2 separate regions of the Mus musculus genome follow, and region 1 is linked to region 2. A link is a loop called in an ENCODE intact Hi-C map of the cell type or tissue named here. Cell type or tissue: gastrocnemius. All regions are shown on one strand. Each heading gives the region's core, and the rest is flanking DNA. Links, peaks and the distances in the headings are about the cores only. Region 1 holds the start of Rcbtb1 (regulator of chromosome condensation (RCC1) and BTB (POZ) domain containing protein 1). Region 2 holds the start of Fgf9 (fibroblast growth factor 9).

Region 1 (10,901 bases), core at 2,041-10,040, 1.1 Mb after region 2:
TTGATATCTAGGATCAAAAATTTCAAAATAAAAATTGGTGGTGAAGGAGTATACAACTCTGCTTCCTCTGTTTTTAAATCTATTTAAAATTATTGAATTACACAGCTATGGGTCAGGGCCTGTCTATTTGTTTTACTACAAATAGTACCAATGCTGGATGTGTTTCTGTGGATGCTCAGACTTGGAAGAAGAACATCTCTAAGACTATAGTATAAAGCATTAAGATGGTAATGCCTATATCAGACTGGACAAGCTGCCTTGCCTCAGGCTTTTAAACCTTGTGGTACAGAGAACACAGAATCTGTAGAACCTGCCTTTGAATAATCAACCAAATGGGGAAGTTGTTATAATGACCCTCCTCTTTCCTTTAATGTGACTGTTTATTCGGACTCATTCATGGACTGGTCTGTGAGTCAATTCGATACTGGACAGAAGGAGGGTTGTTCTGGACATTTTCAGAAACATATTTGGAAATTGGTAACTGCCTTGTAGGATGTTATGTTTGCTGTGGATAAAAATGGGACAGGTTCTATGGATAAGGTAAATGTAATATCTTGTTTTGCCCCACATAATCTTTTACAAATTGGGAATGTTACCTTTGTTGTAGGCTCTGAGTTCAATGTTTCTTGTTTTAATTGTCTTTTGTCCAATTGTAACTTTGCACTGGATGACGGCCAGTCTGTAATGGTAGTACATAACCAGCATTTATTGTGATTCCTGTAAATTTATCTGAACCCCGGTATTCTGAAAAGGGCTTACAAATATTGGAAAAATTAGATCATGCTCTGGTGAGGAGCAAATGTATGGTCGGGTTGATCATTGTCAGTGTTGTTGTTCTCATAACACTTATAGCCAGTGCTACTACTTCTGCATTGGCTTTAGCACAAGAGGTACAAACAGCTAGTTAACCATCTTGCAGAAAATGTAACCAATGCACTAAGCATACAAGAGAATTTGGATAGACAGCTAGAACAAAGAACCAATGCATTGGATGATAAAGTACAGATCATAGGAGATGAGGCACAAGTAATGAAAGCCAAAAGCAATTTGGAATGTCATGCTCGATATGCATGGATGTGTATGACTTCAAAATATATAATGAGAGTCAGCATAATTGGACCAGAGTAAAAAGGCACCTTTGAGGTACATGGCACAATACTAATATTCTTTTAGATTTATTAGCCCTGCCAAAGAAGGTTGTAAGATTACAAAATGCAAAGCCTTTGTCTTTTGATGCTGCCAGCATTGCAAATGATATTCTAAAAATTTACAGGCTGAGTTTCCTTCATTATACTTGTTTACATCTCTCTTATTGGACATAGCAAGACTTGGCTCTATGGTCCTTTTTATGGCATGTCTATTACCTGTTCTTTTGAGAGGAATCATCACAGCTCTTGCAGATGTCAAAGCAAAGTTACACAAATTCAAGCTGCAATGTCTTCCCTAGCAGAAGTTGGTAAGATTGTCTTGAAAACCTTCTCAACCTAAGACAGGCTATGAATACAAGATTATTTGCATGCCAATGATGGGTAAGAGCTACGTTTTCAAGATGGCAACCTAAGACAGGCACAACTTTCTGCAACTGATAAAGTGTGTGCCTCTTACTGATAAAAAAAGATGGGTAAGTCTCTCAGAGGTGGATCAACCTAAGACAGGGCATGAATGCTAGGATTCATGTACCAATGATGAGTAAGGTCCTCACCTCTTGAGGAGGATGCCTAAGACAGGCACAGTCTTTCTCTGCCAGTAGCTGAGATAGCTTTGGCTTGTATAGAAATAAAAGGGGGACATGTAGGGAACACATCCAGAGTTAACTTTGGCTGACTACTTGCTCGTGATTAATCATAAATGAGTCTGCTGACAACTGTTTTTGTTTTTAGTTAAGACATGTGTTATATAGCCTGCTAAGTTCCTCTACTTACACATATGTCCTTGAAAGATTATCCAAGCCTCAAGGAAATGGGCTTAATCAAACATAGATACTATGTAACATAAATGCACCATGTAAGCATTTGTGGTCATTGTTAAACTTCCTGGAATTGGTTATACTTTCAGTTGCTTGTTTTTATAAGACACTGAGAAAATACACTCGTTGCTGGCATGGTATTGACCAGCAGCCTTCCCCATATCTGTCTCTTGTATCTTCTTTCTGCCTTTCCTGTAATCATCCTCAGTCTCTCAGTTCCTGTGTTGATTGACTGGCAGGCTCTGGAATTGGTCCTTAGCATGAAGGACTCTAAGTGTCTGAATAGTGGTATAGCTTCAATTAATGAGGACCCTTTAATGAGGACCCTTGCTGCATTCCCTTTTGAAATGATCCCCAATTGAATATGAAGACCCTTGAACCAGTGGCTTTATAGATGTGATTAAAGTGCCCAAGTGGGCATGGGGGTTGGTGGAAAGTAGGGGTATCACCACTTTCATGCTTTTGTGCTCTCATTGCACAGTGTGCTCCTTTGGGAGGGGTGGTACAACCCCATACAATGGTCAATGTTTAGACCACCTCTGTCACCCAACACAGGTGATCATTACAAGCTGGCTCTTCTGTCATGCTGTCAGCTGGCTGCTTTGTTGCTAATGAGGTCAGTGGATTCCAGGTAGTGTACCATGTGACCAGTCCATTAGCTTCTGTAGAAATGTGAGCAAGGCTGTCTCATTTGCTGTTAAGTAGGTTCTTTGTTCTGATGCAATGATAGGTGGAATCAAACTGGTGAATCAAATAGAACATAAACTGATGACATTGTTCAAGCCTAATGAAGTGAACACAATCCCTGGGTCCCTTAGTTGAAAGAGGGCTAGCTCTTCAAAGTTTTCCTCTGACCTCTAAACATAGACTGGTGTGTGTGTGTGTGTGTGTGTGTGTGTGTACATACAGAACAATAATAAAATTTAAAATTAAATATAGTATTATTGGCTGAGATCCTGAAGTAACAAACATAAAAAAATACTCACCTATCCTACTAAAATAAATGGCTTCCCTCTCCTGAGTGTAAAGAGCCCAATATGATCAATTTGCCACCATCTTGCTGGTTGCTATTTTCAAGTGTTACCTCCCCACTTTATATTACGTAGAATCTTGGCAATGGTCTCTGCTGGTGGCAGTTTGCAGTTGTTAGATTAACATCGGTGAGTAAGAGATCACGAAGTAGGTCCATGTGTGGCTATCCTCTTCATAGCTATGCCATCTCTGTTCCTGAATCTGCTGTGCCAGTGTAAGGATAGTTGATGGTAAAGCTGATTTACAGACCATTGAAATGTTCAGCAGTAAAGGGTCCTGCTGCCAAGTCTGATGGCCTGAGGTTGATACCCAGTATCCACATCGTGAAAGGGAAAAACTGATTACTACAAGCTGTCCTCTGACCTTCACAGTTGTGCGAAGACATCTACCTGCCTGCACATTTGCAAGTGCTCATACAAAGATGGGGGTTGGGAAGGAGGGAAGAGAGTCAATAATTTGAGAGGCAATCTGGGGAACATGGGAGGAGCTAGAGGGCAGAAAGAGGAGGGGCACAAATAATGTAGATACAATACTTATGCATGAAATTCTTAAAAACTTCAATTACAAAGAGGTAGAGCTGGCATTTAAGAGATTTTAACACAGATTTAAGCATAAGGTTAATGAAGAAGTGCTGGAACAGATGGAAGTGTCCTGCCAAGCACATGGGTGTCTGCTTCTCAAGAGAGAACGTGTTATTATCTTTGTCAGATGGGGCTCTGAGTCTGGGGGCACCTGCCCAAATTCCACATTACTGTTTCCTAGAACAAAATAACACAGAATGAAGAAACATGATAGAAATAGAGGTTCTATTACAGAGGAGAAAGGCTCTCCTCAGAAAGGGAGGGATCTAGAGAGGTGGGACAGGGCTGGTCCTCTAACACCCTCAGTTCTCAACAGCATGACCCTCATAGGTTATGTAAACAGCTTCACCCTTCTCCCACACTCAGAAGGCCATCCCAAAGGCTTTTCTCCAGCACGCTCCATTTTGTTTCCTGCAGCTTCTGGGAGGGATTTCCAGGCCTTTTGCTAACTGGCTTCTTTCATGTTAATCATAATGCTTTTTTTCTTGTTTTAATCCCCACCATATTTTGAATTTGTTATAGTTGTATATAATGGATGTCGGTGGCTTCTGAAGTTGCATCTCCAAGGGCTCCTAAGGAAGATTAAATGGGGCTACAGTGGATAGAATTACAGCTGAGAGGTAAAAAACAAGATCTAGATCACAAGGATGTGTGGGGAAGGTGGATGTTTTCAATGTTTACAGAGGTTAATATTTCACTGCGAATGAAATCTGCCTGCATCTACATTTGCTTGTACACACACACACACACACACACACACACACACACACACACATAGTCTGCATGCATCTACATTTGCATGTGCTGTCTCTCCCTCTCTCTCTCTCTCTCTCTCTCTCTCTCTCTCTCACACACACACACACACACACACACACACACACACACACACAGTCTGTCTCACCAGAGAGACAGAGAGAGACAAAAGAGAGACCAGACAGAGACACACAGAAAGATTATCATTTAAGAATCCTACAAAACATCTGGGATAGAAGTAAGGTGGTGTTCTAAGGACAGATACACTCAGACCTTATAGTTCATTGGTATTCTAACCTTCTTACTAGAAAATATTTCCATAAAAAAGGAATACTGTCTCTCTGTAGGCAACCTTCAGCACAAACATTAATTGTACTCTATTTGCAGCTGCAAAACGCTTCAGAAAGACTCTGTGGTAAGGGACTCCTTTCTTCCCTATGTTCCCATAATTTTCCATTTCTATCCTCCCTCAAGTCTACCAAATTTCCATATTTTTGGTGTTGCTCTTCCATTGGCTGATAGTGAGAGTCTAGTCAGTTCTCAGTTATTGTAGTAAGACCATATAGCCCTGTTATGAAGAGTTCATAATATGTGAGATCAGGTAACAATAGATACTTAATCTCTTAGATGCAGAGTAATACATTTACCTGCATTGTGAATTTTCTGTTTTGAGTATGTAGTATTATAACTAGAGGAGTAGTTGTAGCTGAGGCTGTCTCAATGAACTTTTACAACAACTGAAGATGTTAAGTCTGCAAGAAGAATAGATGGTGTCTGACCTCAATTTTGAAAGATGAGAGACCGATGAATATTTTGGGAAATGTTAGGAAAAAAAAAAAAAAAACCAGAGCCAGAGTCATTAAACTGGTAAAAACAGATTTTACCCAGGGACTAGTACAACAGAAAGAAACATTAGGGTATAAAATAGGGCTCAATTTCTATATTGCAATAATTTCTAAGTAAAATCTGTTTTTAACCTCTTCCTCCTGTTTTTTCTTTGAGAAAGGAAATGGTGATTCTGAACATTTGAGATCAAGGCAAAAGAATGAACAAACCCTGAGAGGCCTACAGCAATTTAAGGTATATATATATATATTTAAAAATGTAATCCACCGAAAGTACTCAAGAGAAACAAGAATTCTCTATAGGGGGGAAGCACGTTGTAGTTACTATGTGCTGACAGAAAGGTTTTTGGACCGCATCTGCTTAGTGGTAAACAGAAAACAAAGGGGATTTGTATTTACCGCTGGGACCTGAAAAGGGAAAGGTGAGTCTAAACAAGATAGCTTGAATGTTGGGGTGCCAAGTGTAGACTTTGGTCTCTAGTGCCAAATGGGAGAGCCTAGGGCGGTAGGGGACTTTACAACTGATAAGCTTCTTCTGATAGACGCACAAAGCACAAAGCACAAAGCGGCCGCTCCCTTCCGGACCTCAGTTGTACCCGCTTAACACAAGAAAAGTTCTGGGCAGAGAGAGAGCTTTCAGCAGCCTTGCCTCTGCCCTCCTGACCTAGGCGTCCTGGCCTTCCTCGGACCGGGCAGAGACACGTGTCCTGAAGACCAGCGGCCTGGGATGGGCGGAGCGGGAGGAAGGCCACGCTCTGCTGCCATCCTGGGACGCCTTCGCCTTCCGGTCCTCGCGGGAGCCACTACGGCGCCCCTGCGCTGCGCCAGCAGCCCGGTCTACAACCAAACCCGAGCGGGAACCTGAGCAGACAGAGGGCGCGCGCTGCGCGGGGCGCTCCGGTGTCACGTGACGCGACCCGCCCACGTGACCGGCGGCCCGGGCGCTTGTGCTCGCTCCCGGTTTTGGGGGGGAGGAGCCGGCTACGGCTAAGGCGGCGGCGGCGCAGCGGAGTCAGGGCCTGGCCGGGCGGCCTGACAGGTAGAGCGCTGCAGGGCGGCGGTGCGGGCGAGCGAGCAGGCGAGCCGGACAGGGCCTTGTTCGGCCGCTGGCTGCTGAGTCCGCGCCCTCCCGAGGGCCGTGCGCACCAGGCGCGTTCGCGACTCCCCGGCGACGCGCACCCCGCACCGGGCACCCGCGGATTCCGTCTTGCGGGCGCTTCCCCCAGGTGTGCGGCGAGCCGAGTACGTGGCGTTGCCCGCGGCCTGCCTCTGAGGAGCTGCGCTGTCCGCCCTGCGGGGGAGGAACCCGGAGCACGCAGGTTAGCGGTGGGAGGCTGACTGCTGCAGAGCGCCGAAGCCGAGGGTTGCAGTTTTATAAGACAATACAGCTTGCTTTTAGAAACATTCATAGTCTCCCTCGCCTCTGCCCCGTTACTGCTACGAGGATTAAAGCTCGTGGTGGGCAAAACAATCGGAGTTTCTGAGACTGGCGTGCGCTGTAGCGGGCGTAGCATCAAAAGCAAGAAATGCTGGCAGGCATGAGATGATGCTTACGGGACCCTTACGGGAGTTTAGAGTGTCTTTTAAATTTTGACTTCAATTTAAATCACAACAGGATTTAGGTTCTCTTCTTCTGTGGCCTGGGTTTTACTCCATTGTGTGAATACCAGTACTTCGGGGCGGGTTTTTTTTTTTTTTTTTCCTTTCCCCCTCTTTGTGCCTATTGAAGAGGAAGTGATGCGTTAATCTTTGAAGTGTTTCTTCTGTGATTTTTAAGTCTTATGATCCGAAGTGTTAAGTTCTACGAATCTCAGAACATATACAGGAAACCAAAGCTATGAAGCTCGTAGCTTAAATTTTGTGTTCTAAGGTTTTAAACTGAGTGCCTGTGTGTACCAGAAAGTGAGAAGTCTGGGGTCTTTATCCGAGAGTCATGCAATTGAATTGCTCTTTCTGCATTTGGTACTTAAAAGGAAGCATATGAAACAAAGGTTGGGCCTTCATGCGTTTACAGGCCTGACAAGACATTGAAATACATTTTCTTTCTTAACTAGGATCTATAGTTAAAAAATTTTAAGACAGTACATTACCTTATATGTATCCAGAGATGTGATAAAAACTGCTGGACTTTAACTAGAATAGATTTCCTAACATGTCAGTTAATTAATCTACTATGTAATTTGGCTCACAATATAGACGAAAAATTTCAAGTTTTCAAGTATATCTAGGCCACAATATACGGTTTATAAGAAGTCTACAGATCGAGTTCCAGGACCATCAGAGCTACACAGAGAAATCCTGTCTTGATAACAAGCAAAACATTTACAAGCTAAGAGTGAAGAAAAATTTAGAAAATATAAATAAATATAAAGAAGAATGTACATAATCTGTAATTTTACACCTAGAGAAAACATCTTATATTTTAGAGTGTGAGTTCTATATACTTTGGAAATTTGAGGAGTTCCAGAGTTTCCACAGTAAGATTTCAGATTGTAAGAAAAAGCCACTAGCAAAAGTTTGGGCACTGAAGCTACCAAAATCTGCTTGATTCTAGAATTTAGATACTGAATATCAGTTCAAATAACTAGGCTACTGTTGTATTCTGGGAGTAGTAGATAGACTTTATCACACTCACGTACTGGAGTTCATTTGAGAAGGTCTTTTCTGAAACCTCTGAAGATGTTAGGAAAGTCTGTAGTTTGTGAACATGAACACTTCATGTGTCCAACTGTTAGCTGGGATAACTTTTTGATACACGAGAAAAAGTTGTGGGGACAGAGAGTCCCAATAATGAACCCTGAGCACAAACTTCTTGTCAACTTGACTAGTGGCATGCTTTGGTGACACATTTTTAAATCTTATATCACAGAGAAATATACTAAATTAAAGTGAAGACTGTGTAACTGACTAAATATAAAACTTACTTCCTTCTATGTCTTTGGTTATTACTGATGAGGTTATGTTACTGATATTAACACTTGGTGATATTATTTGAATTACGAAGGTGCCATGTTCTCCCTGTGTGGTTTGTCCTTTGATGAAGTTAGCATCATGCTTATAGTTTAAATCCTTGGTTTTCAAAAGATGTTAGATCTTCCATAAGCACATATGAGAGAAGGAATCTTAAGCAAAATGTCATTTCTAATGTGTTTGTCACTTTAGAAATGGACAAACAAAAGGTTAGCTTTCCTACGAGTACTCTGGGCAGCTTCCTGTTCCACTTCAGACCAGAGCTTTAAAAACAACAGAAAGAAAGACCTCTTTCCTGGGGGAGAGAATTCTGAGATCAGAATGTACCTCTAGACTGTAGAATCTAGACAATGGTGTTTAACTTCTGGGCTCTGTCTTACCTTTTTTGTTTTGTTTTGTTTTGTTTTGTTTGTTTCTTTGTTTTTAGGACAAGGTCTCACTATGTAGCCTTGGCTGGCCTAGAACTGGCCATGTAGGCCGTACTAGCCTTGAACTCATACAGGTCCTCCTGCCTCTGTCTCCTTGGTGCTGGAATTAAAGAGAAGTATCTTTTGTCATAGTCCATATCACAGGATTTGTTTTCTCCTGCTAATCCTATAGACACTTGGGTGGTTTGTTTCTCAACCAGAGCACATGATTTCAGTATCAGCTCTTATAACAATGAAATGTCAGATACTCCGTTGTAAAATTGCCAGAAACGTACAGACAGTGATATAAAAGCAGCCCCTTGGGTGACAGGGCTGAAGAAATGCTCCCAGGGGCCATTACTGTAGGTTGTATTTCAAGTCAAATAATTTCTGGCTCTCAAGGAAGGACAGCTATAGCACCTTCCATTCTCCTCTTAAACGATGACTTCGACATGTCAGGGTTGGGAAATTCTAGGACAGCAAGTAGTCATGGTGTCTGCACATGAAGCTGTGAGGCTGATATTCAGTGACCTCTGTACCGGTGGCCTTAGCTGTGTCTGATGAAGACAGCATGCAGTGTTTATAGACTTAAGTCTTGTCCCAGTTCAGGGCATGCTATCTTTTTCCAGTTCTGTAAGTTGTGGTAGCAGTTGGGACAGTGATAGAATTAGTGTCTCAGCAAATGTTTGAAACTGTACTGTATTTGTAGCCCTTTTGACATTGAATGAGTGAAGAAGCTCTGAAGTGTGTTCCTAGTCTAAAAGCTCTGAGGCTGATCTGTCTTAGAGACTTGTCTGGGCCTGCAAACTGTACTGCCAGGCTAATCAGGAAGGTTAGCATCTCGGTATCTAGAAGCCCACCAGAGTAGGTATGGGAGGAGAGGCTCTGTGGTAAGCCAAAGGATTTCTGGATCTTTTGTTGTAACACAGATGGATGATAGTTACAAAGTTGTACTCAAAAAGCTTTACCCGAAGCCTTAGGACCCCTTTATTTGAAAGTTTTCCTAGAATACAGATACAGTGAACTGAAAAATAGAGAAGATGACTATATCCTGAAGTCTTTTATGCACAAATGGGCTCTTAGAGCTGTACAGGGTAGCACATTCCCATCAACCCAGTGTGCAGAAGGCTGACATAAAAAGAAGAAAGTAAAAGATGCTTGCTCTGGAAAGAATATGGTGGCTTTTTTTTTTTTTTTAAGGAAACACTTACACTTTATTATTACTAGGACCCTGAGCATTTGAGCTCTCGAATTCCACATGACAGCTTTTCTGTGATGAGCAGTTTTCATATAATTGTCATTATTTTATGACTTAGCACATGATTGCGTCACATGAATTGTGTACTTGCATGCTGTCTCGTCTTTTCCTTAGTCCAGTATGGTTTTTGCATTTAAGGTTTCCACTTGGGATAAGAATCCCTGTCAGACCGTTTGACCTTCAGAGGGCAGAGGCCGTGATTGCATTGCTCTTTACAGTGTCTGAAGCATTATTGGTATCTATGGTGATTGCGGAGGAATTAGTGAGCTACACTATTAATTGAGTTCACGTTATTATTTTGTGTTGGTTTTGTGTGTGTGAGAGGCATCTTAGACTTTATCCATAGCTCACGAGCTACAAAAAGAACTAAGCTGTAAGGCAGCTCCACTTCTTAAACCAACGACTAAAATCAGATCCCATCCAGTTTATAAAAGACATTCATTGCTCCTAATAGGGATCTATCTTCAAGTGGCGAGTTAAACACAATTTGAAATTTAGAAGTCCTATGTGTCTCACACTGCAGCAGCATCAGACACAGCTCAGGCCACCTGTACAAGGGTGGCTGCAGAGCAGATGCTGGGGATAGTGGGCCTCTGGAGTCCTGTGCCCTCACCACCCGGCCGTTTCATGCTAGAGAATGCTACAGACTCCTTCCTGCTCCCCCGACCACAAAACACTGCTTAGATTGTTGGTACTGGCTGGCTTTATTTTCTTTTCCTTTCAGGTCAGGAGAAGAGCTATTCGGAGGGAGAAAATCCTGTTGGTGCCATCAGTCCCTTTGTTCTAGATACACTCTGGTTAGCCTGGGAGAGGAGCTCTGAGGTCTGTTAAAGACATAAACTTAGAGGTCAGCTGGAAAGTGTTAATGCTCTATAATATTGAGACTATCGTTTAATCAAAAACAAACTTTCTTGTACTATTGATCTCGATTTCCCGTTTTTAAAAACTCTGTAAGCACATTTTAGAATGGTTTTTGCCAGGTCAAAAAATAAAAATGTCCCCATCTCACCTTAATCTTAATTCCTAGGGGAAAGTAAAATAAACAGAGTCTTAAGAAGCCTCAGAAGACTCACTCATGGCTCCTTTAGC
Region 2 (10,901 bases), core at 1,322-9,321:
AAGAATACACAGGACATTTGGAAAAGCCAGAAGAAAGATTCTTTTTGTCATTCTGCGGATGGAACTGTGGATGGGACATTTTGAGGGCACTGTGCATGCTAGGCAAGCAATCTATCATAAAGTTGTACCTCCTAGTCTCAAGATTAGTATACAGAAAGGCCAGGGGTGACACTGGTTTGTGGCTATGCATATGTTCACAGGCCAGGGATCAGAAAGCCAAGACCTACACAGAAATCTCCTGCTAGCCTACCTCTCTCACCCAGGTCCCGCCTCCTCAAAGTTTCATGGCCTCCCATGGAAGCAGCACTTCCTTCCTTCTGGTAAGCAAGTCCCTGTTTATGAGGACATTTCACATCTAGACAGAAGTGTTGTTAAGCTTTTGGACCTCATTAACAGCGCTAATATAACACACAGAGTTGGAGACAAATGAAGCAGATACCAATAAGATATTCCAGTGGAGCCTGAGTGGAGATTAAGCTTAAGTTGGGGAAAACTGAGAATGGAGGAAACAAGGATGAAGACTTTTCTTTGAGGTTAACTACTGGAAGGATGTACTGGGAAGGGCAAAACTGCTAGTCTAACCAGCTCCAGACTCCACGGTCGTTATTGAACACTGCTTAGCATTTGCTGGGGTTGAGAAGTGATGTAACTGCATCATGCAGACGGTGGGCTGCCTTTTTTATGTTTTAAACATTATTAATATGCCTCAGCTAGAAATCATTTAATATAAGACCTAAATCTTGCCGTCCTTTCCTCTCCAGTACTTTTCAGTGTTTTTACCCCTGCAGAAAAGCAGGGCCTTAGTTTTGTTTCTGTTGCTGTGATTAAATACTCTGACAAAAGCAACTTAGCAGAGAAAGGGTTTATTTAGTTCACAATTCCAGGTCACAGTCCATCATAGCAAAGAAGCCAGGGCAGCAGGAACATAAAGCAACTACACACACATGCACACACACACACACACACACACACACACACACACACACACACACACAAAGAAAGAGAGAGAGAGAGAGAGAGAGAGAGAGAGAGAGAGAGAGAGAGTATCTAGTGTAGAGAGGATGCAAACACGTCCATGCTCAGTTGATAGTCTCTCTTTTGTGCAGTTTGGGACCCAAACACGGGGAACAGTGTCTCCCTCTTTTAGTCTGGGCTTTCCCACAAGAATTAACCTAATCAGGACAACCCCACATGCTAATTGAATGTAGATAATCCTTCATCAAGACTCCTTCACAGGTGATTCTGGATTGTGTCAAATTGATAATGACAACCATGGCAGGTATGGAGGAGGGATGCGCTAAGCATTACTATGGTTAGGTTGGTCTGTTAATCAGTGGCATTTTGAAGGCAGGAGATGTTGGAGTTGGGTATCTCTCCTCCCACTTAGACAGGCTGGGGGTAAAAACAGTTTCCTTGGGATCAGGAAAATGGAGCTCTGAGTGTATTCCAAAACGGTACTCTCTCTTCCAAAGCAAGTAGGAGGGATTCTTTTTCAGGTCTTCACAGTGGGAACCTGAGAAAACTTCTGGAAATAAACTTGGGGAAGGGGGGAGGGTCATCTGAGTTACAGGAAAGGGGGGAGGGTCCTCTGAGAGTGTGCCCCTGGGATTTTTTTTAAACTCTCACACTTACGCACACCGAACCTTCAGAAATTATAACTTGAAGTAACGGTACTCACTGGGCTCCAGGTGTGGCTGCTGCCGCTCTCCTCTGCTTTGGAAGCAGTGACTTGATGTCTGCCTGGCTCTCCAGCAATTTGCCTCATGACCTCAATTCTCTAAGTATTCAAGATGAGTTCTTGATTTTTCAGTCTGTTCAGCTTTTTTTCTTTGTGGACAGGAGTGATGATGTCCAGGCTCACATATCAGACTAGACATCAGACCATTATTGTTGTTATTATTATTTTAATCACTATCAGCAGCATCACCATCATCATCATCATCACTATCATCATCATCGCCATTTCTATTATAATTTAGGTTTTTGAAAAAGGGTCTCTTGGGGCTGGAGAGATGGCTCAGTGGTTAAGAACACGCTCTTCTGAACGTCCTGAGTTCAAATCCCAGCAACCACATGGTGGCTCACAACTATCTGTAATGAGATCTGATGCCCTCTTCTGGTGCATCTGAGGACAGCTACAGTATACTTACATATAATAATAAATAAAGCTTTAAAAAGAGAAAAAGAAAAAGAAAAAGAAAAAGGAAAAGAAAAAGAAAAAGAAAAAGGGTCTCCTCTAGCCAGCTGGTCTTGAACTGGCTATGTTTGGCCTTGAACTCCTGACCCCCTGCCTCCACTTCCCCAGTGCTGGGATTCCAGTCATGTGCCACCATGTCCAGCAGAGGCTGTGTGTTCCCTAATCAATTACAGGCTGCTCATAGACAGGAAAATTAGTCTTCAACTTGATATACAAAGTTTATTTTATTTTACCTTTCATTCTTTTGAATTTTGTTTCCTCCTCTGCAGCTACTTGTGTGTGTGTGTGTGTGTGTGTGTGTGTGTGTGTGTGTGTGGTTGCATTTTTCAACATTCTTTTTTTCAGGCATTTGAACTCTGGATTGCAATTAGAAAGGCTTTTACCATTCAGAGTGTAAAGGAAGGTCTCCATTGTTTCCTTTAGCACTTGTGACAATTTAAATTTACACTTGAGCGCCACTTGAGCTCTGACCTCATTTCAAGTGTGAAGGAAAACTCACGTCTTCCCCCTTCCCTTCCCTCAGAACTCACTAGTTTATTTTCCTTATTAGTTATCTTATATTAAATTCAACTATGTACTCAGATTAAAAAATGTGTAGACTATTGTTGTCCTATCTGGTTATTTATATTATAATTCTGTTTTATCTACTGGAATTTAAAGATATTTGAAATTATTGTAGGGTACTTATAGTTATAGTCAGTTAATCTCTCAATTTTTCTTGGTAAAAAATGTGTAAAGTGAATTTTCTTTTAGATTATCTTTAGCATCAATGTAGCTAATAAGAGAATTTGATACTACTCTTACCGTAATCATGCTAAGCTTTTAAATTACTCTAGGAAGGATTATATATTTTCAAAATTGAGATTGTTTCTATTTAGAAATATTATTTATATCTTTTAATTTGTTCAAAAATGTTTTGTGTCTATAGGGAGATTTAAAAACCTTTCTTCATATGCTTCTTGTGCTCTTTTATTTTTTTGTCCTTTCCCTACCTGGGGTCTATAGAATGTATCTAACTGTGTTACATACTCAGAACCACAGGCTGTTAAGTACATGTGCTAATTATTTACTCATGAATATTTATTTGGTAAAAACACACTTGCCAGATTACTTTTGGTTGTTTTTGAGGTAGGTTTTGCTGTATAGGACAGGGTGGCTTTGAACTTTCAATGCCCAGCCTCAGCTTCCTGAGGGCTGGAGTATAGGTATGTGCCATCAAATGTTCTGCAAGAGTGTGTCTCTTATAATACATGGCATTGTTGTGCCATGTAGCTCTGAGGTGTACGAACTTGACTTCACCATTTGTTAGCAATGGGGTGATGGGTGTGTTACTTAGTCTTCACAAACCACAATCTTCTCATTGGAAAAATGCAACAAAATAGCATTCACATCATGAAATCAGTTTTGAGAGTAACCACGAAGTCAGTTTTGAGAATAAAATGGCTAAAGCACAAAAGTATTTGGAATGTCTGCAGCTCTGGAAGCAAGCCAGGCCTCCCTGCAATGGTTCCATGCCTACCAAGTTGAAACTTTTCCATGAGGTCAGCCTGGGAACCCAAACCATTCCCCTTTCACCCAGTGCCATTAGTAGCTTGAAGGGTATGGGTGGGGTTGGGAGAATGGAGGGAATAGAAAATGGAGGGCTGTGACCTGGTTACACAGCCATTGTTACTGGAAGGGAATGGAAGGATTCTGTGCTGATTGGTTGTGTGTGTGTGTGTGTGTGTGTGTGTGCGCGCGCGCCCGCGCGCGCGCTCGAGTGTACATATGTACAAAGGACACACCAATTAATGGACAAAAGAAGGGCAGGTGAAGAGAACTAATGGCTGCTTCAAATGTGTGGAAGACTTATGGTCATGTTTATATATGTGTATCTAAGCCAGGGTGCACAGCAACTCATGGGGACCCACGAAGTGGGGGGAACATTGTTTACCACAGTGAGCATAGGTAGAATGTTGGATGCCATGATGCAGATCTGTGGATGCTTGGGGCATTTATTCCTTGTTATAGGCTCCCTGACATCCCATTGTTTATCCCAGACTGGGTCCATGCACTAACGTGATAGCAGAAAAGACAAATGATATCCTGATAGAAAACACAGGTAAAGGGGGAAAATGAGAAACGAGAGGATTAAGGCATTGGAGGAGAGACAGCATTAGAGAATTTGGGGATTGGGATCCACTAGAATCTACTGAATACCCCAATGTGCAGAAATGCACTAAGGGCTATACAAAGAGGAAGGATATGGCGAGGGCAGCTGGCTTGAGCGTCTATTGTCTATGCCTGCTTCATGTGCATTTTTTTTTTTCTCTTAAAGTCAGTCATCCAGGCAGGTGTAATGAAGCCAGTTAGTTAGTTGTACCATGTGTGTCTAGAAAGCAAAGCCACCATCTTGTTGTAAGTCATTGAAGAGTATTGGTAAAAACATCCTACAAGCTGAATGTGGGGAGTCTGTAGTTATGGTATAGCTCTGAAGTAATCCTGAAACCTTTTGCCATGGGAGCCCGTTGACTGCTTGGAAAGAAACGTTATAAGGTCAGGGAAACAGCAAGGTCATCGTTTCTATCACTGTGTAGGGAAAGGACCAAATGTAAGTAGCAAAGAAACCTGATGGGCAAGCAAAGAGGCAGGGAGTCAGGAAAGCAGCTTGCAGGCAGAGTTAGGGATGCAGATGAAAGGAGCTAAACTAACTGTAGTGGGAATGAGATGCGAAGGGCTGCTTGCAGTTTCTACCAACAAAAGTGCTGGGTCAGCTACTTTACTCTCTCCTACTGCTGCATCACTTTTAAAGGGACAGGATGCTTCAAGACTCAAAGGCGGAAATGATCTCTGCTCATAGGCTAAGAGGCTAAATTCAGACCGAAAAGACTTGGTTGGAGACAGTTGGTGGAAAAACTGCCTTGGAGGAAATGTCTGCGCCCTGTTCTCCATCCTTTTACAAAGTGCCTTCCTGTCTGCATTTCATTCTCTCGATCGCTTCTACCATTAAAAAAAAAAAAAAAAAAAAATCAACCTGGCACTTTGTACCCAAAGGGTACAAAGGCAGCGCCCCTGCTTAATCCACGGCCCTTGGCGACTTGGGGTGATTAATGCGAGCTACTCTAATGGTTTATGAGAAGTGTCACTTCCTCCCAGTTTCTTGTATCTGCCACTAGGCAGTTAGCGTTACAGCCTGCTCTCTAACACCGTGGATGAGACTGCTGTAAATACCACACAGCAGGGTTCTTCTGCAGTGGAAACTTGTAAGCCAGACTCAAGAAGCCAGTGCCCGGACTCCCGATGACCCCAGACTGCGGCAAAGAGGTGTGGGAGTGGACAGAGGGGAGGGTCACCTGGCCCCACTCTTTTCCCTTGGGGCCTTGCGGGAGCACGCTTTCTAATCCCGGGGGCAGGGGAAGGTCGCTCCAGGGATGGGCACCTCCAACGCCAGCGAAATCTGCAAATTCATTGCTTCCTCCGTCTTTGGGGCGAAACCCTCTGGTCGGAGTAGGGCCAGCCCCAGGGCTTCGCCGCCATAGGCTGACTTCTCCCCCAGAAAAAAGCCTTTTATTTGCTTCTCTACTGCAGGGCTCTGGTCTTTGGACTTTGCTTCCCTCTCGCACGCCGTCGGGAGCTGCGCTCAAGTCTTAGCAACTTTCACCATCTTGACCCGAGAGTCTAAGACAATGTGAACAAAGAGGAGCGTGGGGGGGGGGGGGCGGGGGGGGGCGACGACCAGGCCTTCGGGCGGGCTGCGGAGACAGTGCTTGTGTTGGGGACGCCGCGCTCAGCGGATCGGGGTGCTGGCTGGTGGCTGGGCGCGTACAGCGCCACCGGCGGCCCCTGCCCCTGGCTGCCCTGGGCAGTGCGTTTCTTTGTCCCTGCATGGGGCTGGGCTCAAAGGCTGCTGGCCTCGAGCAAAAGCCCTGGCCCGGGACCAGAGCTCCGGCTTCCAAGTCACCCGCGGCAGCGAGCGAGCCCTGAGCAGCGAACAGCGCCCGTGCCCAGCCGGCGGCTCCTGTCTGGCTCTTAGGCTATGCAGAGAGCTTCGGGCCATGGAGCAACCCTGGAACTCGAGCCTTTCACTTCCAGGCAAAGTAGAGCTCAAGGTGGCAAAGCCCGTCCTGAGTAGCTTTGTTTGGGGGCGAGAGAGAACTCATTGGAACCTTCTCCCTGAAGACGCACACTCAGATCTGGGGCGTGAGTCGAACTCAAGGACAGGGGCTGTTTTCAGGCGCCCTGGGTGCCCTTTGCTCCTAGCCGCGGGAACCTGGGGGGAGGCAGGACCCGAACAACTCAAAGATGCGAACCAGAATTCCCTTAACAAACCCGAGTGTGGGCCCACCAGTGTGTGTGTTTTGTGTGTGTGTGTGTGTGTGTGTGTGTGTGTGTGTGTGTGTGTGTGTGAGGGAGAGAGAGAGAGAGAGAGTGAGAGAGAGGGAGAGAGAGAGAGAAGAATCTGACTCACACCCAACTGTCTTACCTGCAATATTGTTTGCGCGTCTGTAAGTCTGGCTGTAGAATGAAAGAGAAACTGCCCTGTCCAACCAAGCTCCCTACACCAACCCTTCCCTCCCAGTCTATTTTATAATGCGACGCAAGGTTACAGAGTCCGCGCGAAAACTGCTTTCTCAGTTCCCCTCTGACCCTGCGTCTCTAGCAAGCTAGATTTCTTGTGGCCGAATGTCTTCGGGCTGCTGCTTCCCGTCTCTGGCACCGCGTCTCCGGCGTCTCTAAAGCCGGGTTTCCTAGGTCGTCCTCCCGGAGAAGTCCCGCGCTCTGCCCGCCTGTGCCCGGCCTGCGGCAGAGCGGCTCGAGCGTCAGGGCGGGCGCTAGGACCGGGCGGAGCGGGGCGGCCGCCGCGCTACCTTAAACCCGGCCCAATGCCGCCGCCTGCGCCACTCTGCGCGCCGGCGGGGGCTGCGCAGGAGGAGCGCTCCGCGGCCACGGCGCTGCGCGGCCCGCGCGGCGACACCTGTTCGCGGCAGCCCGGGCAGCACGCGAGCTCCGGGACGCGGTCCTCGCCCGCCGCTTGCCGCTCGCCTCACTGCAAGCCGCTGGACCTCCGCAGAGCCTCTGCAGCGTTCTGGATACTAGCTTTGGACGCCGAAAGTTTTTTCCCCCTTCTTTTTGTTATATTATCTTTATTTTTTGGAGGAGGGACTGGGAGGAGAGATTTGTCGCCGCCGCCAACGTGAGATTTTTTTTTTCCCCTTGAAGGATTCATGCTGATGTCTGCAGAGTCGGTTAGAGAGTAAAAACAGCGCATGCCTTTCTGGAGTCAGGATCCGTAAATTCTGACGTAGCCCGAGCATCTTAAAAATCCCTGTAATATCGCCCAGGCACTTACGTTGCTATGGTCATTCTGATCTCTAAGCAAATGGAGAAACTACGGATTTTTTTCCCTTATTACGGTCGGATGGGATGAAGACCTTTCTGCCTGCTGAGAGTCGAGGCTCCATATGTAGCGATGCATAGCTGTGTTGATCAATGTCAGTGTGTGAGTATAAAGTGGTGGCTTCTTAGACTATCAGTGGTTTGACCTTGAACCTGTGCCAGAGAAACAGCCGATTACTTTTATTTATGCATCGGATGGATTGAAGAAAAGAACCCTTTTTCCCTCTCTGTCTGCAACTGCGGCAAGGGAGGGGAGTTGGATATACCTCGCCTAGTGTCTCCTGGTTGATACCATCATTATTGTTTATTCTTGTGCTTAAAAGCCGAGTCCTCTGATGGCTCCCTTAGGTGAAGTTGGGAGCTATTTCGGTGTGCAGGACGCGGTACCGTTCGGGAACGTACCGGTGTTGCCGGTGGACAGTCCGGTGTTGCTAAGTGACCACCTGGGTCAGTCCGAAGCAGGGGGGCTGCCCCGGGGCCCCGCAGTCACGGACTTGGATCATTTAAAGGGGATTCTCAGGCGGAGGCAGCTGTACTGCAGGACTGGATTTCATTTAGAGATCTTCCCCAACGGTACTATCCAGGGAACCAGGAAAGACCACAGCCGCTTCGGTAGGTATGCCTTTAACCCCTCACTGTCCACGCGCTGACACGGTCAGATTATTAACTACCAGAAAGGTGGTGGTTAGGCGGGGATGCTCGAAGGGCTATATTCTCATATTCATAACCCCTGCCCCCCACATCTTTGAGTATCTTGCCAGCCCAGGGAGGGGAAAAAGCCTCCGGAATTGCAGATCTGCGTCTGGCATTGGTGCAACTTCACCCTCAGAAGGCCCTTCTTTTCTTTTTCTTCTTCTTTATTTTTCTTAAAGGAGGGTGTGTGAGTGTGAGTATGAATATAACCCAAAGCCCAAGTTTTTTCATTTGATATGTGAGACGATAAGGTTTAAGAAGTTTCTTTTTAAACGGACCCATTTCCATTAGTTTAAAGCTTTAACCACTAAGAACTTTAAACTGCATCCAGTTTCCTGTAGGTAGCTGGTATCTTGCTCAAATTAAGTTTTTTTTTCTCCCTTCCCTTTTCCTCTAATAAGCATTCTGCCTGAATTGTAAATTAAGCGTGTCGTTTATTCCCGGTGGCTGGTCTGAAATCTCTCAGGCAAAGATTGCTGGGTGATCTGGGGGAAGCACTGAAGTCGTGTTTTAGATCCGAAACATCCGGGGCAGAAGCCCCTGGGGAAACTGACCCGAGTGGGGGCGGAAATCCCACTAGGGGTGCCGGCTCTTCCATCCGTTGGTTCCCAACCTCCGCTTTTTAATTTCCACAGCGTGTAGCCTTGTGTGGGTTTCCTGAGTGGCTTTCTGGTGTGAGTGTTTGCGTGCGCTTGCAAAAGCTGCAGGCTCATTTTAAAGGGCATTCCGAAGATTTCACGTTCCGAGCAGGGTACTTGTGACTCAGCACCGAAGGCTGCAGACTCAGGTGGGGACTCTGCCCACTTTCGTGCCTCCACACACGTGCCTGGCGGGGCACCTTCAGTGGTGCAGTGCTAAGTCAGCGAACACAGTTCTGCCTGGCGTTGGGGCGGGGGCGGGGTGTGTGGAATCTAGGTTTTTCCCCTTATTTAAAAAAAAGAAAAAATAAATCCACAGTTTGGGCAACCAGACTGTTGGAAGGAGTTAACTCCTGAGTGAACCCACCTGACAACACTTAGACTAGGTCGTAAAACCAAGTCCTGTGGTGATTTTTCTTCCTCATGCCTTAATGCCAGATGTTGAACGAAATCTAAACTAGGTGTTTAGCTTCATGGTCTGTGGATGTTGCCGGGAGGTGAGGAGGGTCCAGGCCTGGATGAAGATAGTCTAGATTCTTGAGGCCCAGGGTTTCCCCCTTGGCTCACTACTGAGGCTGGGCTCAAAAGTGAACCCAGTCAATTTTCCCCACTTGACTTGTGTCCCCCTCGCTGCTTAAAAACAGAAAGTGTAGCTCATTGCTGCGATTATTCCTTCGAATGCTAACCTGATTAACCTAACTATCTTCCCACCACCCCGTAAGTAAACGCCGCTGCTGCCTGCCTGTCGCTAGGGAAGACTAAACTTTACTGGAGTGCTTGTCTAGTTGGCCACCTTAAGGACTGCTACGGAGCCGGGTTTCTGGAGCAAGCCAAGCAGCGGGAGGCCGGTGGCGGCGGGGATCGAGTGTCCTAGGGTTCAGGGCAGCCAGCTTGATGCCCGGGCAGCCCGCTTGATGCCCGGGGCAGCTGGAGCCCGGTCCTCCCGCGCTCCGGGCCGGCAGGTGCGGGCTCAGCCCCCGGCCCCGCGTCGCTCTCGTTCCGCGCGGTCCTAAGAGCGCTCGGGTTCTAACTCCCTTTCCACGGTGCTCCTGTGCGCCCCTCCGTACTGCGGGGACCGCTGGGGTTCAGGGGAGGGAGGACAGGGACCGACACCTTTCTGGTCGCGTGTCGGGTGTCCGACTTTTCTTTTTTGCCCCTGTCCAGTCCCCTTGCTTTCTCTTTGTGTGTGAGTGCGGGTCTGGTGGCGCTGACAGCCGCCGCCCGAGGAAGCGCGGTGGTGGTGTGCGGTGTGGGAACCGCTGGAGGTGCGCACCGCAGCCGGAGAGTTGGTGGCGGGGACGAGGACAGACTGGAGGTTGGAACTGAGCTTTGCGGTCTCACGCAGGGTCACCCCCTTCTTTCTGAAGCGCGCAGCAGGGTTTGGGAGAGTCCTAGGGCTCCGCTGGGTCTGGGAGGTGGGTCGGGGGCCCCTGGCCAGGCGAGGCCACAGTAGCAGGGGTGGGGGTGGGGGTGACAAAGGGCCTCGCAGGCGGTGCAGGGGGTGGCATGCTATTGTTAACCACTAGCCTAGGGAAGGCATCCGGATCTAGTCTCACAGGAGCAGAAGGCCGGCTGCACTCGGAGCGCAGGGCTGCAGGGGCGCTGCGGCCAGCCAAAGCCACCTTTATTGTGTGCATTTCCCGGTCCCAACCCGGGGTGCTTCAGAACTGGGCCCAGGTCACTGGATAGCCCTCACACTTCGGACCCCTCCACGTACCTTCGCCCCCACCTCCCAGCTTTTCTTTCTTTCTTTTTAAAAATGCAGTAGTCACCTTTAAGATAGGACGTTTGCCACGCGCACTTGATACATCAGATACTGAGTATCTGTGCTAGGATGCAAGGGCGGGGAGCGCGCGCGTTCAGGGGTCAGCGAAGAAGGACTGCAGGTACCGCCCGCCGCAGAACCCAGACTATCAAACAAAAAGCCCCAACCTCCTCACCCCGCCCCGATCCTAGAGGTTGGAGAATGTGTCGCCAAGGAAGTGACATCTCTACTT

What was found. Peaks named below come from ENCODE experiments on the same cell type or tissue, not always from the same donor. Only the 100,000 strongest peaks of a DNase experiment are listed, where the experiment ranks them.
Region 1: a loop joins it to region 2, with 3.0 times the contacts of the local background. A loop is called at or near these places in 2 of 42 quality-filtered maps.

Annotation. Positions count from the first base shown.
Region 1 is chr14:59,195,089-59,205,989 of GRCm38, forward strand. Rcbtb1 (regulator of chromosome condensation (RCC1) and BTB (POZ) domain containing protein 1) reads left to right here and starts at 6,140. Exons shown (of 12, transcript NM_027764.2): 1 at 6,140-6,496. In gastrocnemius, for the core only: a CTCF peak has its summit at 6,050; a DNase peak (open chromatin) is centred at 6,107; H3K4me3 peaks cover 1,852 bases; H3K27ac peaks cover 1,690 bases.
Region 2 is chr14:58,065,148-58,076,048 of GRCm38, forward strand. Fgf9 (fibroblast growth factor 9) reads left to right here and starts at 7,539. Exons shown (of 3, transcript NM_013518.4): 1 at 7,539-8,185. The coding sequence starts at 7,909. In gastrocnemius, for the core only: a CTCF peak has its summit at 6,014; DNase peaks (open chromatin) are centred at 5,573, 6,090, 6,437, 7,051 and 4 more places; H3K4me3 peaks cover 4,486 bases; H3K27ac peaks cover 1,714 bases.